Linked DNA regions of Mus musculus: region 2 is linked to region 1. The links are chromatin loops, found by intact Hi-C in ENCODE. Cell type or tissue: left cerebral cortex. All regions are shown on one strand. Each heading gives the region's core, and the rest is flanking DNA. Links, peaks and the distances in the headings are about the cores only. Region 1 holds the start of Gm28175 (a long non-coding RNA gene). Region 2 holds the start of Pantr2 (POU domain, class 3, transcription factor 3 adjacent noncoding transcript 2).

Evidence for each region. Hi-C counts contacts between places; a loop is a spot of excess contacts. Peaks named below come from ENCODE experiments on the same cell type or tissue, not always from the same donor. Only the 100,000 strongest peaks of a DNase experiment are listed, where the experiment ranks them.
Region 2: a loop joins it to region 1, with 4 times the contacts of the local background. A loop is called at or near these places in 3 of 42 quality-filtered maps.

What each region holds. Positions count from the first base shown.
Region 1 is chr1:42,252,405-42,266,301 of GRCm38, reverse strand. Gm28175 (a long non-coding RNA gene) reads right to left here and starts at 8,450. Exons shown (of 4, transcript XR_865384.2): 1 at 8,331-8,450; 2 at 6,445-8,068; 3 at 4,304-5,149. In left cerebral cortex, for the core only: no CTCF peak of the experiment used is centred there; DNase peaks (open chromatin) are centred at 8,105, 8,958, 9,226, 12,336 and 7 more places; H3K4me3 peaks cover 2,589 bases; H3K27ac peaks cover 4,309 bases.
Region 2 is chr1:42,706,200-42,722,339 of GRCm38, reverse strand. All of the region lies in intron 1 of Gm46091 (predicted gene, 46091), which reads right to left. It overlaps Pantr2 (POU domain, class 3, transcription factor 3 adjacent noncoding transcript 2), which reads left to right and starts at 8,886. Exons shown (of 4, transcript NR_110495.1): 1 at 8,886-8,985; 2 at 10,035-10,137; 3 at 13,922-13,983; 4 at 15,082-15,279. In left cerebral cortex, for the core only: a CTCF peak has its summit at 7,604; DNase peaks (open chromatin) are centred at 7,847, 8,575, 8,859, 11,174 and 1 more place; H3K4me3 peaks cover 3,425 bases; H3K27ac peaks cover 4,444 bases.

The DNA.
Region 1 (13,897 bases), core at 4,508-12,507:
AAAAAACAAAAAACCAAACCAAACCAAAACAAATCAAAAACCCAGTACCTATCTCTGCACCACGCACCATGTACGTACTTGGTAACTGAGAAGGCCAGAAGAGGGTATTGGATTCCCTAGGACTGGGATTATAAACAGGCTGTACACAAGCCACCATGTGGATGACGGAGATTGAACCCATTGAACCCAAGTCCCGTGGGAGAGCAGCCAGCAGCTAGGGCGCTTAATCTCTGAGCTCCAGCTGTCCCCCATCTCTATGTAACCTAAATGGCTAGTCATAAGATGACTCCAAATGAAGGTCATTGTTCAAAAGAGAAGTGTATTATGTAGCAAGTAGGACTGTAAGAGTTTGTCCCTTTATTTGGGATTGGACAGATTGACCATGGAAAACATGTATGACACGATTTCCTATACACATAGCCTCTCTCCCTCTGCCTACTGGACCCCGACTTCTTGCTGTGATTTTAGTGCAGCTGTGCTCACTAGCTCTGTAACTGGTGACAACAGTACCTTTGCTTTACATAGCCAGGGGTAGCCAATGAAACTCAGATCAAGGTCCTCCCTCTACTTAACATGGCAAGAACGTTCTTCACTCCATGTGGACTAGAAGACAGAGACGGTATTCTGTTCTTAGAGAAGATGCTATAGAGAATGTCCACATATCTCTAGGGCCTATCTATCTTAGGCTTAGAATTTGCTGGACATTCCCACGAGATCTAGGATCATCTCCTGGCCCAGGTAAGCTGTGGTTGGCAGGGCTTCTCACTACACTTCACAAGTCCCATCTTCAAGTGAAAAACTGGGTTTGCTATTGTCCAAAGACTAGCTCTATCTAGCTCTGAACTGTGGGAATTTTACAAGTTGCCTAATTGTAAAGAAAATGTCTGAATGCTTCTTCACAGAGCTAATGGCTCTAGAATATTGTCTCTTATTACATACCTATAAATACTGTGGTTCTTTTTAAGATTAAGATGGTCATGGTGGTCACAGTAAATGACCTTTGATTGAATATATTTATTTGTATAAGATAGTGCAATTTTCTTTATCATAAGGCCAGGTGAAGAATCCTACTTTGAGGAATATTATGAAAGAGCTTGTTATTTTCAGCGGTGCCTCACCAGAGTCAGGGCCAGGATTCCATTTGCCTTTTCCTTTAGTCACTGACTTTTGCTGGTCTCATCTATGGAAATATAAAATGAATTCTATGCAAATGGTGTGGGTTGGAAAATCAATCTACCTCTAGTTTCTGTGTTAGGACGTTTTTTTTTTTTTTAACTTTTGTAGCTGGGAAGTAGTTGCAGCATGTAAGTTAACTGAACATCTATTATGGTTTTCATAGTGACTGCTTCACAGCTGCTTAGGCCCTTTCTGTGTGTGTGTGTGTGTGTGTGTGTGTGTGTGTGTGTGAGAGAGAGAGAGAGAGAGACAGACAGAGAGACAGAGACAGAGACAGAGACAGAGAGACAGAGAGAGACTGAGACTGAGCTCTGACCTTCTTAGAGTGCACAGGTTCTTGTGAATTGGATGATCTCTTTGAAAAGTTTGAGCATACCATGGTAACCAGTTTCCTTGGGGATCCCTGTGACTAGGTGGTCTCTGGGGCCCACAGGTGAGGATCAGCAAGCTTTAAATCTCTTCCTCCTACAAATGATGGCTCCCAGGTAGCAGGAAGAGAGGGACCTTGGGATACATGTGCCCTCTGTGTTCTCACTCAGCACTGTTCCATTCATGTACATCCTTGACCACCGCTATCTCTGAGACTGACAGTACAAGAGATAGCTTCTTGAATTCTCTGCCTTAGGCCAGACTGCATGTGAAACTCTTGCTAGCTGTCCTTCTTCTGTATTAAAACAGACCTAGATAATGAAATGTGCAAGGCTAGATGATGCTTCCCACAAAACAAATAGGAATGTGCCACAACAGACTCCATTACAGTTGTCAACATTTCTTTCAATGATTGTATTTAGGGCTGGAAGACACACAGAAGTGCATGTTTATGGAGTCCATGAACTCAGGGTGTGATATGTTTCAGGTTCGGCAGATATCACAAAGGGAGGTGGGGTACATTATCCTGACTGCTTTTTTACCGACCCCTCCTCCCAAACTCATGGTAGCTTAAATCATATTGTAATAAGTTTCTCTTTCAGAGAGAATCCAGATGAGTCCAAAGTGAACATATCAATTAATATTCTGTTGCTTAGTACTAACCCTTGGTGCATATTACTCATATCCAGTAAACTAGAGTTTAGATATACTAGATCATATATATATATAATATAGTTTATATCAACTAGTTGATATATAAGATTTATCAACTTTTATCCTCAGTATGATCTTGCTGACTCTCATTAAATAAATAATCCAGTCTCTTTTCATATTCATATGTATGTGCACATTATTTCTAAATATTTATAAACTTACGCATACTCAAAATATAAACATTTGTGCCTCCATGTCTTATATTTTATATTTTAAATATATCTATTTAAATTCTGCTTTTTCAAGAGGGCATTCTTGCTTAATAGTTGTTAATTTAAAGAAAAGTCATATAGCTTAAATAAGTGGCCTTTTAGAAACAAAACCAAACTTGTACATTTTTGTGAACAGTGACAAAGTAACCATGTAGCTTTTGTAGTCAGGCCATAGCAAAAAGACACACATCAGCGTTAGGCACCACCCATCTCTTGAGTCAAACCTTCAAGGCCTAGCATCTCCAAGTTCTTCATATATGGTGATGACTACACTAAGCAACACAATGGCTTCATATTCCTGTTACTCTTTCTCCAACATCTTCAACTTACACTTTGTTATTCCATTTGTTTCACGTGGTAACATAGGTAACATAGTAGCAGAGCCTCACTGCAAACTACTGTGCTGTGGGTGCGTCTCCTCCACACCCAAGACTCCTGCTCAGCAGAAGCCGGAAGCAAGCCTGGAGGTGCCACGGCATAAACACGATGTGCTACAGGGCAAAGAGCTCACCTCTGAATGTCAATAACTTATCAAGTAGAGGCAGAAGGCCCTTGGCTGGGACACTGCACTATTTGGGCTTTCTAAAAGTGAATTCCGACTCTGTACAAAGTTATATGACATGACCTATTTTGTGTTTGCTTTGGGTAAGGGGGTGAGGTCCCCGTGAAGCTAGTTGATATTTTCACTCACTCTCCCATCTCCTAGGTGGAACTACTTGTGCAGAACTCCTGAGTCACAATGAAGTTACTCCCTGGACTCCTCTTAAGCAATTTATTTTTCACTTACTCTGTATCCATTTTAACCAGTCTGCTATAATCTAATTTAGATTAATGTAAACCAGGGAGAAACACATCTTTCCCTCACAGCACCTTATGAATTGGTCAAGGGCAGTGACAGTCCCAAGGAGACCTTCGGACTTGAAAACTGAGTTCCCAGGAAGGCCATCCCCCTGGCACTCAGCCACTGTGTGAAAAGCTTCTGAGAACATCACAGCAGGTTGTCCCTTGATCGCCAATCCGCTCTCTGAAAGGTGGGACAAATCTAAGAAGAGCTTTGACACAATTGGCCTCTCCTGAGATGACACCAAGTGAAGGTCATTGTTCAAAAGAGACCATATTGAGCTGGGGACACAGGCAAACGCCACAATGCATTTGAGGACACACGAACACACACACACACACCACACACACCAAACAATCCAGTCCCCTTGGAAGATATTCTCTATTTTATTGTCTCCCTCTTCCTCTAAAATGGGCGATTTCTTTTCTGCCAAGGAGACTCCAAAGGGCCATGAATGCTAAAGTCCTTCAAAGCTGTTAAATGCATCTTCAAATTTACAATAAAATCCAGCATGACAAATTCTCCAGTAAAATCTCTGGAGCGTCAGCACAGCGCTTACACCATTTCCCTTTCATTCAGTATTTTAGCATTCAACACCTTGAGAACCATGGAAGACCAATGTGAAGAAGAAGAAGAAGAAAACCCACAGAAACAAAAACAAAAACAAAAAAAAAAAAAAAAAAAAAAAACAAGAACAGAAAATAGAGGCAGAGAAAACAAAACAAAAGAAAACAAAAACAAAAACCAAAGCTTAACAATAACAAAGACAGTGGAGGGGGTGGGGTGGGGGGGGATGCAAACAGCCACAGGAGCGATTAAACATATGCCAAAGTCAACAACTGGTGCGGGTTAGCCACCGCTCTGCCCGGCAGGTAGAAGGCACACAGTGCTGAGAGAAAAAGGGGAGCAGGAAGTGGGAGAGCTTCGAGCCAGGAGCAGAGGCGATCCTGAGCTTCCAGACACACCACCAGCCATGCAAAACGCCACATACCTTTCTGGCTTGCTGGTTCTGTCGGCCGAGACAAAGCAGTCCCGTTCGCAGCGGGAGGCCAAATCAAAATGAAATTTTATTTAGTCTGCACTGTCCCCAGATTGGGTTTCAGAATGACTGCTTTAGGAGATAGCATGGATGTGGCCGATGCATGCTTTGCATATGAAACTGCAGTAGGAAAAGAAATCTACATAATCAAAAAAATCTGTGCTCTCTGTGTGTGTGACAAAAAAACACTGGACTACAATGATTTCGCTGCTGTGTAGGCTTCAGGCAGGTCCTTTCAAGGTGAAAAACACGTTCAAAAATCCTTAAGAGATATTACAGATATGTATTAATAAATCTATATTCCTTTAGTTTAGGAGGGTATGCAGTTTCCTGCATGTAACTGTACCACAGAAATAATTGATTTCTGTGTATTAGTGAGCACACCAAAATTTGTATATGAAAAAAAGAAATTGAATTTTCAAACATGTGCAGATTATTTTGAGGGGGGTGGAGGGCTTGTCCTGACAATTAGTGTACCCTCTGAGCCTTGATAAAATAAATTAAAAGCTTAAGTTCTAAACAGCACTAAGAGCCTCTTTGATTTTTCCCTGGGAAGGCACTTAAATAATTCATATTCAGAGACTATCTGTAAATATGAGAAGAAAGTCTTCTTTTTTTTAAAAAAAGAGCTTTAGATGTTGGCAATAATATCTTTAAATTAAGTAAAAAGACTCAGCTGTATAGAGAAAACCCATTGTGGGATCCGTGGGCATCTGTTTGTTATGCATGCACACTTGCTGTGTGTGTGCACACTGTGTCTAACGAAGGGTCACCGCCTGCCTTGGCCAGGAAGAGGTCCTGTGAAGTGGGAAGGCAGAATAGGGAGAGTGGGACTTGTTAGTAAATAGGCATCATTTAAAAAAAAAAAAAAACTTATTATACTATACTTTCATTTTGATATTCAGTTCCTAGAGTTTGGGTGCTGTTCAATTGTTTTCTTGAAAGAAAAAATTAAAAGCAATTTTGAAAGAAAAAATATCTAGCTGTATAAAATAAAAGCAAAATATTAAAAATTTGAGACAGCCCTGAAAACCATGAATGGTCACTCTTGTATGTTATAACGGTCCCAGGGTCCTGAAGAGTATGTTATGTGTCCTTCATCTCTGAGGGAGCTTCCAAGCCAGGACCCACAGCTGCACAGAGACTTAGCTCCACAGTGAGATACAAATGCCTTAAACAATGTGCTTTCCCCATGCCCTGGCAGCAGCCACTAGCAGAGGAAGTGGAGAGACCCACACTCCTTACTGAAACAGCCCAGATTCATCCCCCCTATTTGGGTTTGCCAGTAATTTTCTTAGAACAGCTTTCCCCTTTTCCAACTTAGACTGGCAACCAGTCAATAATAATGTTTACAAATGTAAAGGTCTCCTTCAATTGATCATTTTGCATTAGGTACGAATGCACACCACCAGCATAATTAAAACCTAAAATCCAGAGAGAGCCAGTGGGATTTGTTCTCTTTATACCCCTGAACTATTGCATCTAGGCCTCTCTATAACTAGGGCAGTATGTTGGCTTCACTGGGGCTTGTAAGCTAAACGTACCCTCCTTGCCTTGCTGCTATAATTACTCAGAGTGTTCATTAAGCAAGAGTTTCGCCTTACTATTGTTTTTACTGTTAGGGCACCCTGTTTCTGAGGAAGAGAAAGATGTGACTTCTTAGCAGATCTAACCCCCAAATTCAACACACCTGGCCTTTGCTTTCTACCTAGTATGCAACCGTGAATATGCAAATGACCAGTATCTCATTAATTTATTCCGCAGGCAATCTTCGAATGTGAACCAGTCCTGTACCACTAGTACCGGAACTGGTACGATCAGGGCTGCTGGAAGCAGCTGAAGGCTGTGGCTGCATATTGAAATACTGTTTCATCTTTATTCTGTCCTTTGGCACTCCAATTCAAACAAAGACTCTTACCTTCCTCTACTTAGCGGGCAGCCAAAAGCAAAAGTGGAAAAAAAAAAAAAAAGAACGGAGGGAGAGAGAGAGAGAGAGAGAGAGAGAGAGAGAGAGAGAGAGAAATAAAAGAAGAAGAAACGAGGGGAGTCTAGGGTTAATAATAAAGATCTTCCCTCTACCACCAAATACTAACCAGAGGTGATTCATGGCTCCAAGAGAACCTCCAGTGCAAGCCAGCCTCTCAGCAGCCTAACTTGTCTCATCTTGTTATTTATTGGGAGTTGGGTGGGGGAGGGACTGAGGGCGACCTGCTTTCTGTGCTGCAATGCAGTTGAACAATCTTTCACTTTGCCCACATTAAAAGCCCTGAATAATGTTTATAAAATGTTAGGGAATCCCGGTAGGTTTCCTATTTAACAAGCCATGTATGACAAATCACAGTGTAATGTACTACGTTCTTAATCTTTAATTAGAATGTGAATATCTGCTAGAAACGCTGTTAACTTTGACACGTTAAATCTTCTGGTTAAAGTGTCTTACAGGAAGAGCAGAGATGAAACACTGTAACAATCTCCCCTTCTCTCCATTCACCCAGACGGTTGGGGAAAGATGATAACATCTTGTAATACCTGCTCTGTAGTAATTAATCGCTGTGGTATTTAGGACCATTCAAGTAGACAAATATGACAGAGACAGGGACAATTAGAAACCTCGTTCAAGCTACATTAACTTTTCCAGCTATTACAGCACGGCAGCTCAAGTTTGCTTGTAAAAGCTGCAGAGGGATTGCTATGCATTAGCCGTGCGATTATTAATGAAAGAAAAGGAGAATTGTGTTTATTGTAGTTTGAAAATTGCAAATAAATTTCAATTATCTGCTATGTCATTTTGTTAAACATGCACTCTGGAAATGCCTTTGTATTCTAAATCATGAGCTACTTAGAACAAACTAATACCAGAGCCCCTCAGGGAGATAGGACGGCAATATTTTTGTAGAACTGGACTTTTTTCTTTTTCTTTTTCTTTTTCTTTTTTTCCCCCTTTGGTAGAGGAAATTGGAGATGGGCATAACTACCTGAATGGGCTATTCAGGTGGGAAGGTCTATAGCGTCCTGGCATAGATTTGGCCGCTATGGACCAACAGGGTTTGAGTCCAGTGTTACCAGCAGACATCAGGGCAATCAGAACCCGAGTGCTAAAAGAAACCCAAGAAGCCCTCACTCCTTTGGGAGCAACCTCAAACAATGATAAGAAATCCGTTATGATAAGCAAATAACGTAGACTACCTCTCCCTTTTCTAGTGGCAAAGCCAGTGTTGGGGAAAACAGGGAAATCTACAAGAGGTCCTGCTTAGCTGTAGAGGTGATAGGGTAGTTAGTGCTTCTGGTGGACGGCTCCTATCTTCTGCTCTCTTGAGGATAGCTGCCAGTCACTTTGAAAGGCAGACCTTGGTCCTGAAACACACACAGGCACGCGCAGACACGGGAAACAGAAATAAGCATGCTCAGTTTCTCTGCTGCTTTTCCTGAAACCACCAGTCTTGCAGGGCGGGCAGACTCTCCTGCAGCAGCAACCCGTCTGTGTGTCCCCCACCAAAACTGTTACATGGTACCTTGCCAGGGGCTGAGGAGTTACCCCGTGGCCCAGCAAACCTCCCCTATCCAAACTTGCAATCCACCCTGCTATGTTTCCATCTTTGCAGAGCTCATGTGCCATTGGTACCCAGTTTATTATTCGATGTGACTGGCCATCAGGAGCTGAACGTGAAAAAATAATCCTGGTGTTCCCTGGAGCTGGGGACCTGATCCAATTGTTTTCTGTAAATCAAAGAAAGACCAGCTTAGCATGGCACAAATCTGCATCCCCACCCCGGAATCTGTTGTCACACACATACACACACAAGAAAAAAACCGTTCAGTGCCCAGGAACAGTCTCCCCTCTCAGCCGCGCTGCGATGATGTCAGCTTTCTGATTACAAACTGCTTATTTATGCTTCAACAGCTGCCAAGAGCAGCGAGTAAGTGGCTAAAAGAGTGTCTAGACCAGGCTTTCAGGCCGCTATTGTCTGGGGGTTGTTACCTGGTTGACAGCGATGGGTCCAGCTGCCTGGTGTGAAAGGCAGCAGAGATGGCGAGACTGTGATTGACAGCTGGGCCCTCTGGGTCAGCCCGATGGCCCCGTGTCTTTATATTCCTGGCTCCAAAGGGAAAGCCAGGGTCCTGCCTAGAGGTTGGAGGTGAAAAGAAATGTTGGAGGGTAATGAAAAATCTTTTGGCCAAATTTGTGATCATGAACACTTACCCTGGGGAATCAAAGCCAGTCCAAGTGGCCATGGGGTAAAACCAGAATGAGGACCGGGAACTCGGGGAGGGATTCGTGGCTAGTGATGCCCCAGGCCTTGCAGGGGCTGGGAAGGATACCTAGGCACACAAAAGCTCACTTTTTCTTTTATCTTTTTTTTTAAACTTTTTTTCTCCTCCTCATTGTTTTCTGTTGAGGAAAGGAGACCCCCTAACCATGTCTTTGGCTACCTTTTACATTCTCCATCCGGGTTGTCAGATGAGACTTCAAAAACCTTCCTTTTCGGTGTTCTTAGTAGAAAGCAGACAGAATCTGAAACAGCCCAACATTTGGGGGAGGGAAAAAAAAAGCTTTGCAAGCTGATCTCAATGCGTAATTAGAATTTACAACCTTTGAATGTTCCTCCCCTGTTTATTTTCAGCTATAACCTCCATCTGAGATTATAAGTGCAGATTTAAATGTTCCAAAATGCCGCACTCCACCCTGGGTGTCACCATCCACAGTACTTGATTGACACCTATCATTATGGCCTCAATCTTGCTCCACTTCTTTTCCCCACTTCACAGTTTAGGGTTCCTGCCTGGGACAAGAAGAGTGCTGTTTAATGCAATCACAGACCTGTGCTCATTTGAATAGAGTAGTCAGAATGAACTAGTGAGTTCTGTGCCTCCAATTGGCCGGCCCTTGCTGTTCATTACCTACTTCGTTTGAGAAGCCGCAGCACTGATCTTTAAACATCGCTGCTCCTAGAAGAACAACTGAGAAGTCCAATGGCAGTGCGGCAGCAAGCCTTGACCACGGTCTCACATTCTTGCTTTTATTTACTTCCCCAAGTGCTAAAAGTATGGCTCCCTGACCTAGATCAAGGTGGTGACTGTGATCTAGGATGCAAAATAGTATTAACATGACTGTCCTCTACTCTTAAAGAAACAGCTGCATTTCAAAAATAATACCAAAGATCAGGAAAGAGCCTTCCTCTGTGTAAAAAATAACATCTATTCGAAATCATGGTGCGCATTCTGAGATAGCAAACTTGAATGAGACGCAGGAGAACACCTGAGGAGTCAAAGCTTAATTTGTGTATACAGTTGGCTTTCTCTGTAATATCTGATTCAGACTCCGTAACGAAAATGAAATCACATTAAATTAACTGTAAAAAATAAGTTGATTTAATTAAGCACAGAAAGACTTAATAGATATAATAAAATGTTAAAAAGTCAAATGATGTGCAGTTACATTTCAGTTAACACCGCTCAACAAATGTACTAAATTTATTCCTTTCAATAATGATGTGTTTTGAACATTTAATTAGATAAATAATGTCTAATCACTTCAGCAGATCTGAACTGGAAGGGCTTCTTGTCATCAAAGGTGATTCGAGCTTCATCTGCTTCCTTTCCAAGGGAGAGCAAAGCCTGTGAACTTCGGCTCTGCTCAGAGATGGGCAGAAGGAAGGTAAAGGATGCCTTTCATGCCTCATTAGAATGCAGGGTTTACTAAACAAACCTCTATTTACAATAACAGGAGTGTTATTCGGAACAGGCATCTACTTGTTTGCCCTTTTTCAAGCATCAGAGACTATAAGTAGCTGATAAGAAAGGTATTCAATGTGAGATGTCCTATAATTCATCATAGTACCGTTTCCTTTAATAACTACTTTGCTCAAGTGATTGGCATGATTACAAGAAAATTACTTCAAATTATTCATCTCTTATCTTTCCTGTAAGATGTCCTAAGTTGGATGATAGTTAGCATAATGGGGCCCTATTAATTACTAATGTAGAAAGTCCTTCAAATTTGGGTAGAGTTTGTAGCCCAAATAACGAAAATACTGCCAAATTCAAACCTCCATCATGTGCTGCTTAAGATGATGCCACCCACTGTCTATTAGATGGAATGTCAAGAACATTTAATTCTTCCTTTGGAATTTGCTAAGATGAACCCTGCCTGCGTATGAGAAGCAGACACACAAAGAGCATTTATGTGCGTACACACACATGGGAGTGCACACATATACACACACAATGCTCTCTCTCTCTCTCTCTCTCTCTCTCTCTCTGTCACACACACACACACACACACACACACTCACTCACAAATGCACATACACTTGAGCATACACTCAATGCCCCAAAGTATTGATGCCTTCTGAAATGTAGAAATGATTAACATAAAATTACCACTTCAAGCTTATGGTGTTAATTCATCCATATTTTTTCTAGAAAGAAATAATTCTTGGTCGAGAATCTTTCCATTGCTAATACTGCCTTCAGTGATATATTTGGGGAAATGAATGCATATATCCACTTCCTCTCAAGCCATCATATAGTATAAAATTGTGTTAAACCTTGACAATTTTTAATGTATAGATAGGCCAGTGCTCGAAAACCATTTTTTATTTCTTCTCTTAAGTTGGGGGAGAAGGCATAGTAGAACCCCAATTACAGAGTCTCTTTTGTATGCATTCAGTTCGTTTGTCCCAGTTTGGCTACCTTTATTTCTATGCTTTGAAGACTCTTTGTCTTTTTCATAGTGCTGAATTTCTATTTCAGAAAACTTAAAAATATATAACTATGTTATTGTTTATGAACCAACACTGAGAATATAAAATCACATCTATTAGGTCATAACAATGTAGGCACCAGAAAGAAAACTCCCCTTGTAGGTAAATAGTAACTGCCAGTGGGGAACAATTAAAAAGTCCTTGAAACTTTGAATCTTTTCCCTCTTTACATAAACATCCAAAGCTGTTTTCAGTTGGATTTGCTGCAGTTGCACAAGCATACCCCCATGTATGTAAAGCTCAATATAAAAATTAAAAACGCACCGTGACCCGTATACTCTGATATCTAGAGAGCACCATGGCAGTGCCGCTCCAGCTTCTTTGCTAGTAGGAGCCTCCCTGTACTCTCCCCACGTCTGGCTCATTAGAAGACCGTCTGTCTAGCTTGCAGCCCTTCACAAGTTGCAGATGCGGTGCCTTCCTTCCATGAAGAGCTTTCGACCCTTCCTTCATGCTGGGGACTCTTTTCTTTCATCTTGTGTCTTTGCTCACCTGGCTGAGTCTGTAGTTTCCAAACTTTTTTTCCTTCCAACCACTGACTTATTTCCATGCGTGCTAGCTTTCTGACAGTCCCTGGGATCTGTGTTGCTGAGGCCACATCTTTGGGACCCTTCAAGTATCCTAGTAAAACATTGCTTATGTTTCTGTTGGCAAGGGACAACCTAGAATTTAAAATATAACTGAGCCATCATTCCCACTTAAATGTACAATGCTACTATGTAACAAACTCATTAGGATTTGTTTGATCAGATCAGTGGTAAGTAGGGAATAAAATTTAAGGCTTGTGGGTTAAGTCTGGATTACATCTATTTTACATTATATGATTGATCTTAGAATTTTCAGAAGGAAAATATATGTGTTGAATTATGTTTTCATTAATTATTGGTAACAATGCTTAAGAACTATATATAGAAGGTAAAGATTACTTCATCTTGCAGTATGTACAAAGCATTATACGATGTAACATTAATATTATTAAAAAGTGAGGTTTTTCTGTGTGTGTGCGCCTGTTTTCCCATTCTCTTCGTTTTCTGTCCATTTTGTGCCTGTTCTGAAGGATCTTACACAGTCAAACTTGGGAAATTTGTGCTTACTTGTGAGCAATTTAAGTCTTCTATTTAAAATTCAGGAAAGTAGTCTTGTTTGGGTGGCTTTTTCATGTGCAAGTTGCATAGTCTGGAACTTGGCCCTTCTCTGGAATAAATTAAATCCCAAAGGCCGTGTGAGCCTGTGCTTAGTCATGAGTGTCCCAAGAAAACTGCTTAGTCACTCCCTACCTCAGTTTCTTCACTTACAAGAAATGTTTTTGATCCAAACTATTTTTAAAACTTACACTTATATGCTTTGGAGAAAAGACAGACTGTGTAACTAAATCCTAACTGCTTTAGAATGCAGAGACCTCATGAAAGACACGGAAGGGAAGGGAAGAAGTGGGATCTTTGTTCTCTGAATGGCAAATTTAAATTCCTTGGAGACTTCTCCCATGTTCTTCATCAATTAAAATGCTCACAGATACAATGTGAGGTGATTTAGGGTTAAAGCAGTGGGCTGAGACCCGGAGAGTCTCTGAGCCCTCAAGTTGTACTTGGGAGTGTGGTCGGGCAGGGTGGCCTTCTGAGGAGTCCCTCCACTCTGGTACCCCATCCTCCACCTGTGACTTCTGCTCCTGGAATTCCATGGGAACAAAATTCAAAGGAAGATATAAGATAATAAAGAAACTTGAAACTGCAGAATCATGTTTTGTTGTTGTTGTTTTAAGAATGAAATTTAAAAAAATTTAATTCCATTGACCAATAGTCCTGATATGCATACGTGGCACTGATCCATTTAGAAAGATTGATTTAACAATTTTTGGGGGGAGGAGTTGGAGAGGTACATAATCTGATAATTCTCCCACCCTCTTTCTTCTTCTGTTTAAAAGTGTATCGACCCGTTGTATCAGCCAGGCAGTGGTGGTGCATGTCTTTAGTCCCAGCACTTAGGAGGCAGAGACAGGCAGATCTCTGTGAGTTTGAGGCCGGACTCCTGAGTCCAGGACAGCTAGGATTACATACAGAGAAACCATGTCTTGAAAAAAGCAAATCAAAACAAAAGTTAATCATTCTAACATAGAGTTACTTAAAATGTGAGTTATATTGCTGTATATTAAAATAAAGCATGGGTTTAGAAATTAAAAAAAAAAAAAAGAACAAAATCAGAGAGCCAGAAAGATGGACCAGTGCGTACCAGATGAGATAAGTCTGAAAACAGGAGCTCAGTTCCTGGAGCAAAGGACCAATGGCCAGAGGTTAGCCAGTTTGTGAACTTCCAGGATTCTCCAATATCCAAGTCTTATCTCACTGAAGCAGAACGAGGATTATAAATGCGCACTGCCACCCCCAGGTTTACCAGGGTACCAGGATCTGAATTCAGGTCCCCAAGATTTCATGGCAAACCTTCTACCCACTGAGCCATTTCCCAAGACAAAGGTTTTGTTGTAGTAGTTATTGTTATTGTTGTTGTTTGTTTGTATAAATAACCTTTGCAAGGTCTGTGGCAAGAAGAAATGACAGTGTGGATTTCAAACATCTTCTAACCACCTCAGCTGGGTAGCTTGGACTTGGTTACTTATTAACGGCTGTCAAGTCTCTGCTGTCTGCTTGTGGAGAAGATCATCCAGTGGACCATTTATCCCTGGCAGAATCCAGAATTCTTGGACATGTCCTGATTAACAGCTTATAGCATCACCCTGTCTCACTGAGGATAGCAGTAGCATTGCAACGAGTATGACTGGAAGACGAAA
Region 2 (16,140 bases), core at 4,510-12,509, 460 kb before region 1:
ACCTAAGATCAATGAGAAATTATATGTCCACCCTATTAATGAAGTAAGTTGTTTCTGACACATATCCTTGCATCATTGACTCTTTAGAGAAATCTAGTGATAAGCAAGTCTAATTCAGAGACTTCTGCCTCAGGGGACAAGGTAGCAGTGCATGAGTTTATCTAACAGGATTTTATTCAAACCCTGCCCAGATTAGACACATCTTAACCCTACCTGTTGACCCCAGAAGAGGTGACAGGTGCTGCCAGGCAATGCTGGGAGAATGTTGCTGAAATTCACAAAGAACCAGGCTGGCAGCACAAGGAGAAAACAGAACAAGGTGTGTGTGTGTGTGTGTGTGTGTGTGTGTGTGTGTGTGTGTGTGTGTGTGTTGTCTCTCTTTTGTTCCCTGACTCCTAGTCCTTAGTATGGAAAAGCAAATAGATCAGAATGGTTTCGACGGCACAGCCTGAAAAAAAAAAGACTTAGACTCATCGGAACACTTCCAGAAATGCATGGTCCCCAGCAATAGGTACAAATGTCACAACCTATCAGCCTGATGGAAACAGACAGGTGGGGTACTAGGCAGGAAATTTGGACAGCTGGGGACTTGGGGATGCCCCTGAAATACTGGGTCTCCTATGGTCCCAACTCCACCCAGCCTGGCCAAGTGAATATTTGTACAACAGCCTTCTACCCAAGCACTGAACCTGGACACGAAGCCCAAGGGAACCTTCTCTTGAAACGCTGGAGAGGGTGCTGTGTGATGGCAGGATGGAGGGGAGTCTGGCATGAGGCATCTTTTCAATTCTCCTGGCTCTGAGGAGAACAGGTGGCCCTAAATCTGTCTGTGTGGGGAGGGGCTGGAGGCAAGGGGGAGGATGAATCTGAAAATATAATGTCCTGAAACGTAAATCCGAACCACAGAAAGGAGGAGGAATAAACTATAAGGTAGCATTCCCAAAATTCTCTATGGAAATATCACTAATGTGAGAAGGAACCGCATGTGCTTGGATGAGAAGGGACAGGTATTGGCCCAGAGCCACCCGGAACAGTCACAAAGTACATTCAGAACCTTGGGGAGAGGGGTTGGGGTTTTTTGTTTTTTTGTGTTTTTTTTTCAATTGTATGGTGATTTTGTATTCTTTTGTATCACAGACCTGTGATTGTTACCATGTAAATGCAGAGCCTGACATTGTCAGCTGAATTCCTTCCTTAACGTCCTCCCCAGGACTTGCTGAAAGGACTGATTCTCTGGCAAGATGCACCTACTTGCACATGAAACATAGTTTCTTTTCTTTTCTTTCTTCCTGCCTGTCTTCCTCTCACTGTGGCTCACGCCTGGAGCTGAGTGCAACATTGTACCTCAGCCTCTTGTTGAGGAGGGAGAATGGCAGCTGCTTTGAGTCCTGTGTGCCTCAGATGCTCTGACCAGACTGCTCACAACTCTACTTGCAGAGAACAAAGTAGCCACTACCTTAAACATGGGGATATCTGGCTTCTCATGATTTCTCTTACCTTAGCTAAAATAGATAACCTCCTCCCCCAAAAATCCTATAGAAAAAGAATATAAAGAGCTGGGTATGCTGGCACAGACCTTTAATCTCAGTACTAGAGGCAGAGGCAGAGGCAGAGGCAGAGGCAGAGGCAGAGGCAGAGGCAGAGGCAGAGGCAGAGGCAGAGGCAGAGGCAGAGGCAGAGGCAGAGGCAGAGGCAGAGGCAGAGGCAGAGGCAGAGGCAGAGGCAGAGGCAGAGGTAGAGGCAGGCAGATCTCAGAGTTCAAGGTCAGTCTGGTCTACAAAGTGACTTGCAGGACAACCAGAGTTAGACAGAGAAACCATATCCCATAAAAAGCAAAGCCAAACAAACAGAAAATAATAAAGACAGAACAAATAGAATACTAATGAAAAGAAAATTTATTTTCTGGCCTCTTCTACAAGCTCTCACCAGAGGTCACTACGCTTGACCGATAGTGTTTGGCAGCAATGTCTTTTATAGGCTCTGGCCTCTTGGATACAGGGGATGCAGGGTATACAGGGGAGAAAACATGATCAGAGCCCAGGGAACCTGAGGCACTGGCCCTTTTGCACATTCTCCTTTCTTCTCTACATACATCTCTGTGTGTATTATATGCATTGTATGCAGGTACTAGGTATGTCTGTATTGTGTGTAAGCACATTCTGCATATTGTGACTGTGTTTATTTTTTTGTGAGAAGATAGTAAGGAGGGGGTGACTAACAAATCAAACTCTTTGGCAAGTTTACAACTTGTATAAACAGAGTCTTTCCAAGCCCCATATTCTACCAAGGTTAAGATGATATTAGACTCATACAGTAAGCAGGAATTCTAAGTGTCTGATGGCCAGGTTTATCATGAAAACACAGTACAGAATCTGAGTATTGAGCTCCCTTTGAGAATATGCACCAGGTGGGAATCTATTGAGTCACATCATGCAGCCTATGATCTATGCAGACAGGAAGTGTATCTAGGGATGTCAGTGGTGTACCATGGGTATTCCCCACATCACAGTAAAGACATTGGCACCAGGGAGAAAGAATCCACTTAGTTAGGAATAATTCATCCTCATTTCCAGACCAAGCCCGACAATTGAATTCCACCTCTGAAATTTGGGTAAATTGCATGATTTTGTTTCCACTGTGACCTTTTAGTGGAGCTGATGGATGCTGGGTCTGCTAATACAGCTGGCCTGTCTTTATACCAAGCTGTCCTTCTTACCAGTCAGCTCAGCCAGGTGACCAATGACTAACCAGACACTACCTGGTGAATATTTTCTGGTTTCCTGTTCCCAGATGTTTTTCACTGCCTGCCAGGTGGGAACAGAGCACTGTCATTTGCCACTTGTGTTTTGTCTCATCAGGACAGAATGTCACCCTTCTAAGGCAGGGCAACTGTACAACTTCGGAAAGACTTGGTGAAAGTAATGGAACCTAGAGACTGAGTCCCCCCAGCTAAGCTCCTTCCAGTCTCTGCACACTGTAGCTAGAATGGAGCCTGTAACCATGGGTGGCATTCATCCCATTTACTGTCTATGGGCATTTCCTCTGCTGGCCACGCAGAAAAGATTCCAAAAGGAAGTATACAGTCCTGGCTGTGGTCCCTGGGTTTATGAGAAGGACATTTTGCAGGGTAACTGTGTGTTAAGGATCCACTTTGGCTATCTCCTCTGGCAGGGTCAGTTGGAGGGAGACCTAATAACTCAGTAAACAGAGAGAAGAGAGATGCTTATACTTAATAAGCCATTGCAAATGGAAAAAGTAAGCTCCTACCCGACATGATTCTCTCTAGAAGCAAATGGCTTGGATCCAAGTACTGCAGTGGGCTTTTAGGTCTCGGGGTCCCAGGGCCTCCAGGAGCTACTCTTTCTCCTGGAAGCAGCTTTAATGAGGGAGAGGAAATGACTCCTGTGAGCTGCCACAGCCCAGGCATCCTCCTTTGTTTTAAGTTACAGAGCTCCTGAGGCGAAGCATCATCCTTCTCTCCGGAGAGCAGACACAGCAATTAAAGGGGAGGGCCAGACAGATGATCAGAACCGAGGTACTAAGAGCTGCCTCCGCTACCTCCTGCCCCAAGGGGGCTCCCAACTCACTTCCTTCACCCTGCCACAGAGCCCTCACCACCCAGCAAGTGGTGCAGTTGGCCTGGTGGCAGAGAGAAGGTAGTGGTTGCTGCCAGGGCTTGCTGCTCTGGCTCCTTTCATCTCTGCCCTGTGCCAACCACCCTGTGAGGTGAAAGAACAGTGTGGTTCAGTAGGCCAAGCTGCAGCTCAGGCTGAGAGCCCCAGCCGTGACCCTGTCATCAGAGCTGTTTCCACTTCTTATTTTGTGCCCACTCTTGATGCTTTTCCTTACATGTGGGAAATAAAAACACTAACCTGTCTCCCCAGGCTGTAAAAAAGGGATGACTAATATAAAAACCGGAAAATAAAAGAATAATAGGCACTTTGTTGGTATACCTCACACAAATATTAAACAAGGCTGGCATGAGGTTACTGCAGGCACAATCCTGAGGCCTGTGATGACTCTGTACAAGGGATCCTGCTACAGAAGGACAGGTCTCCTGAATACATAGTTACCATCTCGCCATTTCTCAGCTCCTTTCTAGAAAAAATCAAAAGGACTTCAAAGATTTCCACCAGGCACCCACATAGCCAAAGTCTGGACCACTAGCTGTCTCTCTCATTTTCAATTTGAATATATCAAAGAATCTAGGAAGACAAGGAGGAACCCTTCCCACCCCATCCTTTCTAACTTAGAGAGGTCTCCTTCTAGTAACAAAGAAATGAATAGGGCTTACTAATAATACGCCCCCACAATTCTCTGGTTTCTGATTGGAAGGATGGATCAAAATGTAATCATCAAAAAATATATATCCATTTTTTTCTCCTCTATCTTAATCGTTTCTCTTCTTCCTGTTTCTAGACCTGAATTTAAAAGGTCAGAGACTGGAAATCCTTGTCATTATTGAGATATTTCCACTGTTATAACCTATGGATACTTTGCTTTGTTCGACAGGCTTTTGGTACAGACCTGTAATCCCAGACACTTGGGAAGCTCTGGCAGGAATGTAAATTTCAGGCCACCTTAGACTGCAAAGTGAGTCCAAGGCCAGCCTGAGCAATCTAGTAAGAGCCAGTCTTAGGGATAAGACTCAGTTTGCCTAGGACGCATGAGGTCTTGTGTTCACTCTCTAGAAATGATATATTGATATATAACTGCTCTGTTGATGTCGCCTCATTTTACTTCAGACTTCTTTGTTTGTAGATTTGGTTTGTTTTTGTTTGTTTTGTTTTGTTTTGTTTTGATGTATCCCTGACTGGCTTAGAGTTACAGCGAATTCCCTGTCTCTTTCCTTCCTGAGTGCTAAGATAACAGGTATTTGCCACCATGCCCAGCATCCATTTTGCTATGGTTACATCTAAAAATATTTCAAGATGGGTATTCCAGTACTTGGGGCGATGAAGGGAGGAGAGATGAAAGCTTAAAGTTAGTCCATCTCAAAAGGAGGAAAAAAAAAAGAAAGGAAAAGAAAAAAGGAAGAGAAGTTTCAGAACTGTTATGAGCAGTTATACCTTAGAGCTAGGCTATACTTTATAGAGCTAGGCTATACTTTATACCAGTTACATTGTCCACTATTTGAAAGGGACAGAAACTGGCAAGTGTTGAGGAGGCTACGGAGAAACAGGAATCTCTATGGACTGTAGATGAGAATGTGAAACAATGCAGCAGGGGCTGGAGAGATGGCTTAGAGGTTAAAAGCACTGACTGTTCTTCCAGATGTATTGAGTTCAATTCCCAGCAACCACATGGTGGCTCACAACCATCTGGAATGGGATCCAATGCCCTCTTCTGGTGTGTCTGAAGATAGCTACTATGTATTCATGTAAATAAAATAAGTCTTTTTTAAAAAACGATGCAGCAGTTATAGAACACACCAGGCAGCTTCCTCCTGTAGTTCTGAAGAGGATTGCTATAGTACACAGCAAATCTGTTTCTGAGTATAGACCCAAGAATTGAAAGCAGGAACTTGAGGTTTCTGCATACCTCTAAACATAGCATCACTATTTGCAGTACCCAAAAGTGGAAGATAAACCAGGAACTCATCAATAGATAGATATATAAGCAGGTTAAAAGAGAAGGAAACACTGGTACATGCTATAACATGGATGAAACTTGAAGATATCACATAAAGTCAAATGGATCAGAAAGAAAAAAATTAATGTTGTATGGTCCTACTAACATGAAGCTAAATTCATAGACCTTCCCAGAGGCTTGATGGAGGAGATATGGGAATTGCCACGTAACGGATATAGACTTTCACACTGGCAAGGTGAGGACTTCTGGAAATGGGTGTTGGTGAGGCTGCTCAGCAATGTCAGTGTGCCTCCTCCAACTGAACTACCACATGCACAGTCAACAGAGCAGAAGTGGTACATGTTGCTGTATGTCGCACACATCGTACCACCTTAATAACATTCACCACCTTTACACTTTCCACCGAGGAGGAGAACCGGATTTTCTAATGACCTTTGTACACTCTAGAAGGTGGGCAGAAAGCTTCAGTCCTGCCCAACTCTGCAGCTCAGACCCCAGCCCAGGACCAGCCACAGATTTGTGGCTGCCTGTAGGCATTTGTTCGTTTGTTTGTACTTGAGTTGTGGAGATAGGTAGGTCCCTGTGCTGTTAAACCTCAGGGGCCAGAGCAGCTATTAAAGCTGCAGGATGGTTTTGGACCTGGGAGTCACCTCTTCTCCCTTCTCTCCCTGATTGCTCATCTGCTCAAGTCTTTCTGCCACCCACCTACATGTTCTCCAGGATACTTTCCAGGCTATTCTGTCCTGATTAGGAGGGCCCCAGTTTGGACCTTCCAGGACACAGGACCCTTGACTTTCACATGGACTAGGAACCCTTGGGGGAGAGACTACTAGGGGCCCCTGCTGTATGGTATGTTCCCTCCAAGTTGAAACGTTTGTTTCAGGAGAGAAGGCAAGGCTCAAGACCATCAGGAGGTAAACAAAAGGTCATATGTAGGGAAACAAAAACCTGAAGGATTTGTGAGGTCTTCTTCTAACAATAAAGGTGGGGGGCGTAAGATGGGAAGTGTAAAGAGTTGGCAGGGCTGGTAGAGAGCGACTAGACAAACTTAGAAAGAGAAGTTCCCACTTGGAGATGACTGACAGCTACAGAGAAAGCTGCAATGGTTAGTTTTCAGATGTCTCATGTCAGGAGTGGGCTTCCTGTGGCATCACTGCTTTTTAGTCACCCCTGTGCCATCTAATTAACACCTAACCTATACTCCTATTAGTAACCCCATTATGTTTTTTTTTTTTTTCAAAAAAGAGACTCGTTGATTCACCAAATTAGACAGTGTGGCAATCATTACTTTGGTCTGTCCTGGGCTTCTGTCTTGCAGAGAGAGTACATAGGTACCTGTTGCATCTATCACATGCCTATCACATGACGCTACCTGAGCTACACCTCCTGGCTGGGGCAGTGTGGCTTGCCCAGGACATCCAAAGGCTATTCCTGACTAATACCACTTGTGAGACTCCACTAGACTGGCCCCTCCCAAGCCCCAGGGCAGCGCTTCAGTCCACACCTTTCTCCCTGGATAAAGGCTTCAGCTCTTCTAGACCCACTGCTAGGCTAAATCTCTAGATTGCACACTTTGAAGTGGTTGCTATTACCTTTATTCTTCTGCTTCCTTCTGTCTGCAAAAGCTTAGGCTCACGGGTTTTCATTTCAGAAAACCAGCGCACCTCATGCGAATTCATGAGACTTCCCATCTCAGGCCCAAAAGAAAACCATAAAGACTTTGAATGATACCAGAACCCTATTCAGGCAGGTGTGACACCAGGGAACCTGGCAAGCAGTCCTACCAGGAGTGGAAGAGAAGGTCCAAGAAGCAGCCTACAACTGCCCCAGGGCTCTGGAAAGGTGAGCCTGCGAGAGTGGTCAAGTCTGGAGTTCTAGGGGACGAGAGTTGTGAGAGTAAGAGAAGGGAAGTCAAGGCTTGAGAGTGTGGATAGAGTTGGGGAAAGGACTCTCCGGAGCCCAGCCTGGGCACCTCACAGGTCCTAACCTCCACCCACTTTCAACTTTTTGCTGTTCCCGTTAGATGGCGCTCAAGACTTTCTAACCATTTGTGAAAGTGCTCCTGGTCCGGAACAAAAAGAGCCTTATCGAGAGAGAGAGTGTGGAGTGGGCGTGAGCGGGGGGGGGGGGGGGGGGGCTGGGGGGGGGGATGTGGGGGTGAAAGCACACCAGGGCGCGGGCGTCGCCTGGCACCAGGAGGAGCGGTCACGGGTCAGCTGGCCCCGGGCGGGGGTGCATCCCAGGCAGGGCCTCCTCCGCAGCGGGCCCAGAACTTTCTCTGCTTCCTCTTCCTTTCCCATTCCGCTTTTCTCCTGGTCCCTGCTGAGCAGTTGGCAGATGGGTTTCGGCCTCCGGAAGGCCGAGGACTGCACATCTATGCAGGCCCTCCGTGCTCTGGAAGAAAGAGGCCTGGAATTGAGCAGTGGCGCTGGGGTTCAGACCAATTCTCCCCACGAGTACCCCCACAAGGGTTCTGAGTTCTCAAGCTCCAGCTCTGCACATCAGCCATGGGACAGGTGCAGGTTTTGTTTTAGGCTCTCAAAGTGATGTTTCTAAGTTCCCCGAGTGCATGTTTCAAGCAATACAGAGCAAACTTTCTGGTCCCCGGGCGGATGACGCCTGAATGAAGTCAAACCACCGTCCTTTTAAAACTATAAAATGAAAGAAACTAATGAAAGGCCCTGGAAACCCTGAAGCATTAGATGTGACCACTTATTTTTAAATAATTATGCGACGAGTGATCGGGGCTTCCAAAGCTTTCCAAATATCTCTTCTTTCGCAGTCTCTAGGAAGTGTCTTGACTGTAGGCGAGCGGGTACTCTGATCTTTCCCTTCCCTTCCCTTCCCTGTTCGCCCAAGTGTTCAGGAGCTGTGTGCCCGGTTACCCCTAGGACCGGAGGGAGCAGACACCTTCCTTTGTGAGTCCCCCTGGCTGGGAACTTTCCCGCGCGGCGGGTTCCCCTTTAAGAAAGTAGCGATTGCTATGAATATTTAATGCGGAGCTGGAGCCCGTCGGGCCGAGGGGAGACCCGGCCCGCGCTCTGCGGCCGGGGCGTAGCTCTAGCTCATCCCCCACCAGTTCAGCCACGGTAGGATGAGGAGGATGAGGGTTTGCGGGAGGAAAAGCTTTGGAGAGATGGGGTGCGGGACTATGGAACCCGCTTGAGTCCAGTAGGCCAGCGCGGGTCATTTCCATAAGAAAGCCGCAACCCAGCTGGAGGCTGCGGTTCTTCATGGCCTCCCTGCCCCCACCATCATTGGCAGCGTGTCGCGGGCTTCTCTGCAGCCTAGATCTAGGCGACTGGTGTGGATTGGTGTTGATGAGATGTGGCTTCCAGCGTTGCCCGACTCAGACCTGTTTCCAGTCTGGATGGAGCGGACCGACTGTGTGGGGTGAGTCCAGGGTGCGGCGGAGCCAGTAAGAGTTGAGGAGAGCGCGGGGAAGCTAGTCCGTAGTGGGCACCTCGGATTAGGAAGTCCTGAGAAGTACTCTGAAGCGGGGTGTGAAGAGAGAGTACTGGGAGAAGGCCTAGGAAGCTAAGCCGTCCTTGCTGCCCCTCTCAAATCCCCGGAGCTTTCGCTTTCAGTGGGTGACCCTCTTCCAGCGAAGGGATGGAAAGTGAACTTGGTCGGGCATTTGATCTAGCTAGCAAAGCGGTTCTTTTCTGTGTACATTGAGTACATTGAGTTTCTTCTCTGCTTTCAAGAGCCCACGCACGATGGCCACGCATCTTCAGGTCTATCAAACACACACACACACACACACACACACACACACACACACACACACACACATACACACACACATCTAGAGAAATTAAAACCTAGATCTATAGTGTTCAAAAAAAAAAAAAAAGCAAAGCAGAGGAGATAATGTGTGAGACAGCCGTCTTCACTTTGCCTTCTATTGGGAAAAGTTGCCTGAGAAGGAATAACTTCCCTTTTATGGATTCTGAACCACCTGTACTTTGCTACAAAGCTTAGTTGGGTCACAAATAAAACACCAGTTACATCGAGCAATGAAACCAATTACAACTATTAACAACTTTATTACTTATGATTAGACTTGAGAACTTTAAACTCAGACAATATGATCGAGTTATTTTTCAAACCAGCTAAGATTTTTACACCATCCCTCCCCACTCCACTTCCTACCCCTGTCCCCAAGAAGTAAGAAGAGTAGAAATGATATTTCAGGGAGTTTGTATGTATCCGTGGTCAATATTATATTTGTTTCTTTTAGTAAAGTTTGTTGCTTCTTGTACCTAATGGTACCTTGATTCCTGATTCTGTCGAGTTATGGAGAGCATAATTGAAGATGGCTGGTTACAACCGACTTGGTTTGGATGTGGAATTGGGGCAAGCACTCTCTCCCAGTACTCTAGTAATGCTGAAAACCCAAATCTATTTAAAAGGACAAGTTGTTTTAACTTCTACCACAGATGGGGTGAGAGGAACAAGTGAAACTCAACAGCTAAGGAGAAAATGAAGAACTAGTGCTACGTTTTCCACGTTCTTTTTGCTCCGGGGTTGACATGGCATTTGGTGAGTCTTTCCTGAGACTGTGGCTGTCTGGAGAGGGGAAAGTATCAGAGAAGTTTTACCAGTCTTAAGGCTACCTCCAGGAGGCTGTCCACCACTTCCCTCTGTCTCCATGCCAGCCTCTTGTTATCCCCAAGTGGAAATCCCTGCTCAGTTGTGTGTGCAAGGCTTGGGGCAAAGGAGGAAATTAAATTGCTGTCCACAGTAAGAAAAACGGAGCAACTTACAAAGAAAGGCTCTTCCGCCTCTAGGAAAGAGGCAAGGTGAGCAGTGGTGCAGTTGGAAGGGGCCAGTTATTTCTTATGTCACCTCTGCTCACAGTCCTGGCTTTCTAGAGAATCTGGGTGTCCAGGGCAAGGAGAATGAAGTCTGTCTTGCTCAAGACACCTACCCAGATCCTCAGCTCCTGGGTGGAAGCCCACAGTCCCAACATGCATCTACTTCTGAGATACCTGCCAGGCTGCTGTGGGCATAGATGGCTAGGCTGTGTGGCCCACACTTGAGCTGCTTGGGATTAGCAGCCCCTCTGCTCAGCAGCGTTAAAGCTTTTGATTATTTCTGAGCACTGGGTGGCCTCTTCCCTTATGAGAAGTCCGTGGGCCTCCTCCCCACTCCTATTATGTCAGAGTTAATTGCTCTACAGTGGGGTGTCTCTCATGGTGGGTTGGCCAAGAAGTGCAACAGGGAAGGACAGTGTCCTCCACAGGTAAGAGTTGACGTGGAATTCTCTCTGTCTTTGATATCCAAAGGGCACTGAAATTGAAACTTCCTTTGAATGGGATGGTGCCCCGGCAATTTTTCTTTAGTGATTCCCTAGGGACAACTTTTTTTTTTTTTTTTTTTTTTTTTTTTTTTTTTTTTTTTGCCTGGCCTAGGCTGTTGGCACCCTGTGTGAGGTCCTGAAAGTAAAACTAATGTTGCTTTCAGTGGATAGCTCACCCCAGTGGCACATCTTAATAGGAGAGCTTCCAGGTCAGCAGCAAATGTCCTCTGTTGCTAAGTATCCTGAGAACAAATCCCCTGTTGATGCCGTGAAAGGCTGAACAAGAAGCTAAGGCAGGGCTTGCCACAGCTCCAGAGCCTTCCTACCAAGTCCATGGTAGAGTGGGGGCAGGGCTTGGGAACAGATAGGAAAAAAAAAATAGAAATAAAAGAACAATCACTTTCTCTTTTAGAAATAGTGTAGTTTTAGACAAACTAGAAACCGGTAATATCCAGAGGACAAGAAGCAGGAGTGGCTGGCCCCAGGTCTGATGGCTCTGTGGTTCACTTGTTCTGAGTTTTAGGATTCCACAATAAAGGAGAGGACAGAGCTCTCCCAAAGTAACCAGGAAAACGGATCCTTATACCTGCCCCTATTCCAGAGAGGTCCATAGGATGGGGAAGTGAAGGATCTGCCTCTCGGGGCACCTGGTTTGAGAATCTGAGGTTTTTTTTCCAACTCATAATTTGCCTTGGAAATAGACAGGTAAGGAGGAAGCATCCTTCCTTCAGAGATAGAAAACCTATCCACTAGTAGGGCATCCTCCTCGCCATCCTCATAGGTAGCCTTTATTGTTCAGGATGCCAGGTAAGCCAGGGGAAGTTGACCAGTTCCTCGGCAATCTTGGAATATGAAAATGAATATTTTCTAAGAAAACTTTCTACTACTTTAAAGATTTCCATAGATAGAAGGCATCTACTTTTATCTGGGTTTTCATGTAGACCAACAATGCCAGCTCCACTTCCCTTTCTTCTTTGTGGTATGAGGTTGCATATTGCAGGGAGGGGAGGTGGCTTATTTGATGTGGGTTGAAGCTAGTTCCTCTGTCCCTGTCCTCCCCACCTGGCTCTTTGTGTGGAACTACAGTTGGAAATTAACATTACTTTTCTTACGTTCCTCTCCCCCCTGCCATTCTTTTTTTGACTAGAGAAATCAAATCGATGAGATAGAGACACATTAAGTTGCATAAAGTATACGGGGCTGATCATCCAAAATGCATCCCAGTTGCATTTGCATATAACCAAGGGTGAGGTGCCTTGTGATTCATTGCCTCTTGAAATCTCACCAAGCCTGTCTGACTGGCAGAAATTTCTAGAAGTTCCTACTGGGACCACCCCTTAGGTATTCCAAAGCAGTTCAGGTCCATGAGAAGAAGGAAACGTGGGTGAGGATTCTGGAGGGCAGCATCGGGAACAACGGGGCTCCTCTCTGTACCCCAGCAGAGCTGGGAGACTCAGCTGGCTGCGGAGGTCTGTGGCAGTGTCTCTGGGTTTCCTTTTGGATGAGGTAGGAAAGGCAACACCGTGCATCAGAGGGACGGACAGTCACTGACTGCATCAGAGGGACAGTCACTGACTGCATTTCATATATACTTGTCAAACCTTTTACTAAAGTTGTATCCTTTTTGCTCCTGGACTTGAACACCAGCTTTGAGCTTTGCATTATGTGCTTGCTGTGCATCGAACTCCACTCTACAGTTCCCAAAGTAATGCTTTTACCAGTGACTTGGAGGGGGAGTATGGGAGCCACACCTGGAACTCACCCTGCCTGCCCTGTGGAGCTGTAGAGTGGCTTGTTATGGTTTCTTTTTCTCTCATCTGTCTCATTAAGTCCCTGCCAGCCTCTCAGTGCTAAAGCAGTGGGCAAGTAACAGGATTAATGGCTTGGGAACCCTACCTATTCTCTGTGGGTCCCCACCTCATTGTTTGGAGAGGTATCTTTTCCACAGCAGCCTGCTCTTTCCATACAAAGGCCATACTGATGCAGACACCTGTCTACCCTAAGGAGCCCTCTCTATTTGTGAGCCTTCCTCTTCCTCAGCAGGGAGACCTGCTTCTCCAAGTCAGCCTTCAACCTTACCAAGCCAACCAAACGGCAAGGCATGGGCCTAGGCCTTGCTGAGCTGCCTATAAACAAGTCTCTAAGGACCCAGGCACAGTCATCCACCCAAGCCTCTAGAGGCTTGTGGGATAGCAGGGACCTAGGCTGAGGCTCTGGGTAGCTAGTCACAAACCATGGGCATCTTTTGCTCTCAGCTCTCAAGATAACCAATCTGTTCTATATCCTGGTAGCTAGAGACATCCTGCTAGAGGTGTGTGTGTGTGTGTGTGTGTGTGTGTTAAGAGCCTTGATAGTAGGTTTGCAGGAAGCCTTTGTTACAGCTTTGTTAAAACAAGCCTTCAGCAGCTCTAACAGACCCTCCACTCTCTTTGCCCCTACCCCTGCAGAGGAAAATCTGCCTGGGGTCCACTGCTCTGCTACAGATATCTTCCTACCAAATGCTTGTTCTTCACTCAAAGTCTCTCTGACTGGTCTGGGCACATAAACACAGTTCATATGGCTTTTGGGGCCAAGCTCCCCATACCCATCCCTAAAATGTAAGCGTTCTGAAAGTGATCTCCTGCTGTTGCTGAATATTCTGGCCCCACAGCCTGGTCAAGGAGTAAGCTCCCCTAGCATGGAAGGGGTAACAGATTCACAGAGTTCAAAAGGGAGAAAGACACTTGACCCCCACTGGCAAGGATCAGGACAAGTTCTGTATACTACCTGGTTTGCTCTTTCCAAATGACAGCCAGGTTGCAGGGTTTGTGGGTTCAATTGCTTTTCACTCAATGCCCATGTTGAGCATAAATACAGCTTAGCCAAGGTACAGCTTTAAGCAGGATCCCCGAAGGGCGCTCTGGCACACGGAGGGTAGAAGAAACGACTGTTTACATACACACCAGCTTGCATATACAGTGTTCTATAAAGCTTCCCACACCCCAAACCCTTCCTATTTTATTTCTCTTCCTGTCTCTTTTCCAGGCCTTTCTACCTGGAGAAAATCAAGAGTATGTAACTTTCCCTGCAGATGGTCTGTCTGTAAGGTAAGGCATTCACATTGGGATCTCGCAAGTCTCCATGTATATTTACGTATTTTTATCCCCAGTCACCTGTCTTGGTTTTCTGGCAAGGGTCTGCAAAGGGAGGGAGACACAAGTGAAGTGGAGATTTCCCTCTCTGGGGGCTTTTGTTTCCCTCTGATGCCCCAGCTCACACTGCACAACAAAGGGAAGAGGCGAGTGATCTCTCTTTTGGTCTCCTGGTCCCTCATTTCCACCTCTCCTCTGTGGGCTTCCTCTTTGAGACCCGGAGGAAAGCCTGGGGAGGAGATGGGGGGGGGGGTCAAGTTCACAACACTAGACTACTGCTGACCTTGCCAGACCCTTCTCCTTGAGAAGCAGAGAGCCCATTTTAGATGCTAGCCACTCTGTGCCTTTGGGTACTTTGGCCACTTCCAAAGACTGCATAGTTGAGGCTGATAGCTTCACACACCTCTCTGGTTAAAAAGCATTGAGGACAAGGTCTGGTGATTCCTGGAAGCGGTCCTCAAAGGGCCCAACCCCCACCCCAGCACTGGAGAGCCATACACCTCAAGCATGCCTTGCAAGGCCCTATATTCTCATCACCGCAGAAACCAAAAACTCACAGAAACACACAGGACAGCTATTAAATAACTCTTGGAAGAGGTTAGAGGTCTTTACCTTGGGGCTGAGACATTTTAAAGCCCTTTTGGGTAGATCCTCAGGGGATACGACATAGAAATTAAACTTGCTGGCTCAGTTTTAAAATCCAAAATCTCTCTCCTCTTAAAGCTGTTCATTGAAAACGGTTTTTAGATACCATGTTGTTTGCTGATGGTTCCTCTCACCATTCTTAGGCTGGAGAGTCTCAAGGCCGTGCCACTAAGACTTCGGAGCTAGTTTTGGGGAGCCATCCACTTTATGATTAGATCTGTTGACTTTGTCTTTAACTCTGCGGGTGGGTTTTCAGACTTGAAAAATGTAAATGACAAGTTAACTCCTTCCCTGCCAGCACATTACAGGAGTCTTTTCTTAGGGGATGCCAGCTTGGCTTGTACTCATCAAAGTGGGCACTGTGTCTGACCTGGGCAGAAAGAGGAGATTTGACACTTTTCATTTCAGAGCTGACACAGGAACCTTTGGGAGCCAGTATCTATTTTGTTTCCGACTGCAAAGTTCCAGCCAATGATTTGGAGGGGGGCCGGCACCTTCTGCTGGGAGCTAGTCTGGGAGGGAACAACTCATTCCTGAGTTCTCTTTCGCAAACATATCTCTTGTCTATTAAAATAATAGTAATAAAAATAAGAATAATAATTAAAAGATGTTTGTGCTTTCCTTGTGCAGCGTCTGTCCATCGCTTTTTAGCTACGCCCTCTGTAACGTGTGTCTAGTGTTAGACATTTAGAGAAACACAGACACAGTCCAGGTGTGCTCTGTGTGCTCTGTCCTAGACAGAGTCACGGTGGAGAATTTACACTCTGCCTTCTCCTGGCCCATTCTCATTGCTAGGGGAGGGGGGAAGGAGGTCACTCAGAGGAAACTCCAAAGTAGAAAAGATCAGCTTGGTGCCTCCAAGTAAGTGACTGACAAAGTCACACCTACTTTCTGGTCCCTTAGGAAGAAAACAGTTCAAGCAGGACATTCCACAGACAGTCCCCCAAACCCTGAATGTCCCCCCAAACTTTACAGAGACCCTCCCCCATTCTTAGCCAATTCCAGTTATTTTAAATTTTCGTTGTGTTCCCATGCAAAGCACATTCATAGAGGGGTCGTGTTACCTCACTTTCTGGGCCACTCCACTGATGACGGTGGCTAACACACAAGGGAAGGGTCAAAGAGAAAAAAGGGGCCTCTTTCCCATATATCTTAGATTATTTCATAGTGTTTAATGTGTTCACAGAAAGAAACTTGTCGGGTACCCATTACTTTTTCAAGAAAAAGGTAAACTCCCCCCTTCTTTTAAAAAAGCCAACAATGTTTCCTAAGGAAAAGAAAATCACAGAGGTCCATTAGTGATTTACACATAGAATGTGGCTTGTCTGGGGAAATTGTATTTGTAAGCAAATAGCTCCCTGTTTAATATATCTTTACATCTGTTTGTCTGTCCCTCTATCATCTGTCTATCTGTCTGTCTGTCTATCTATCTATCTATCTATCTATCTATCTATCTATCTATCTATC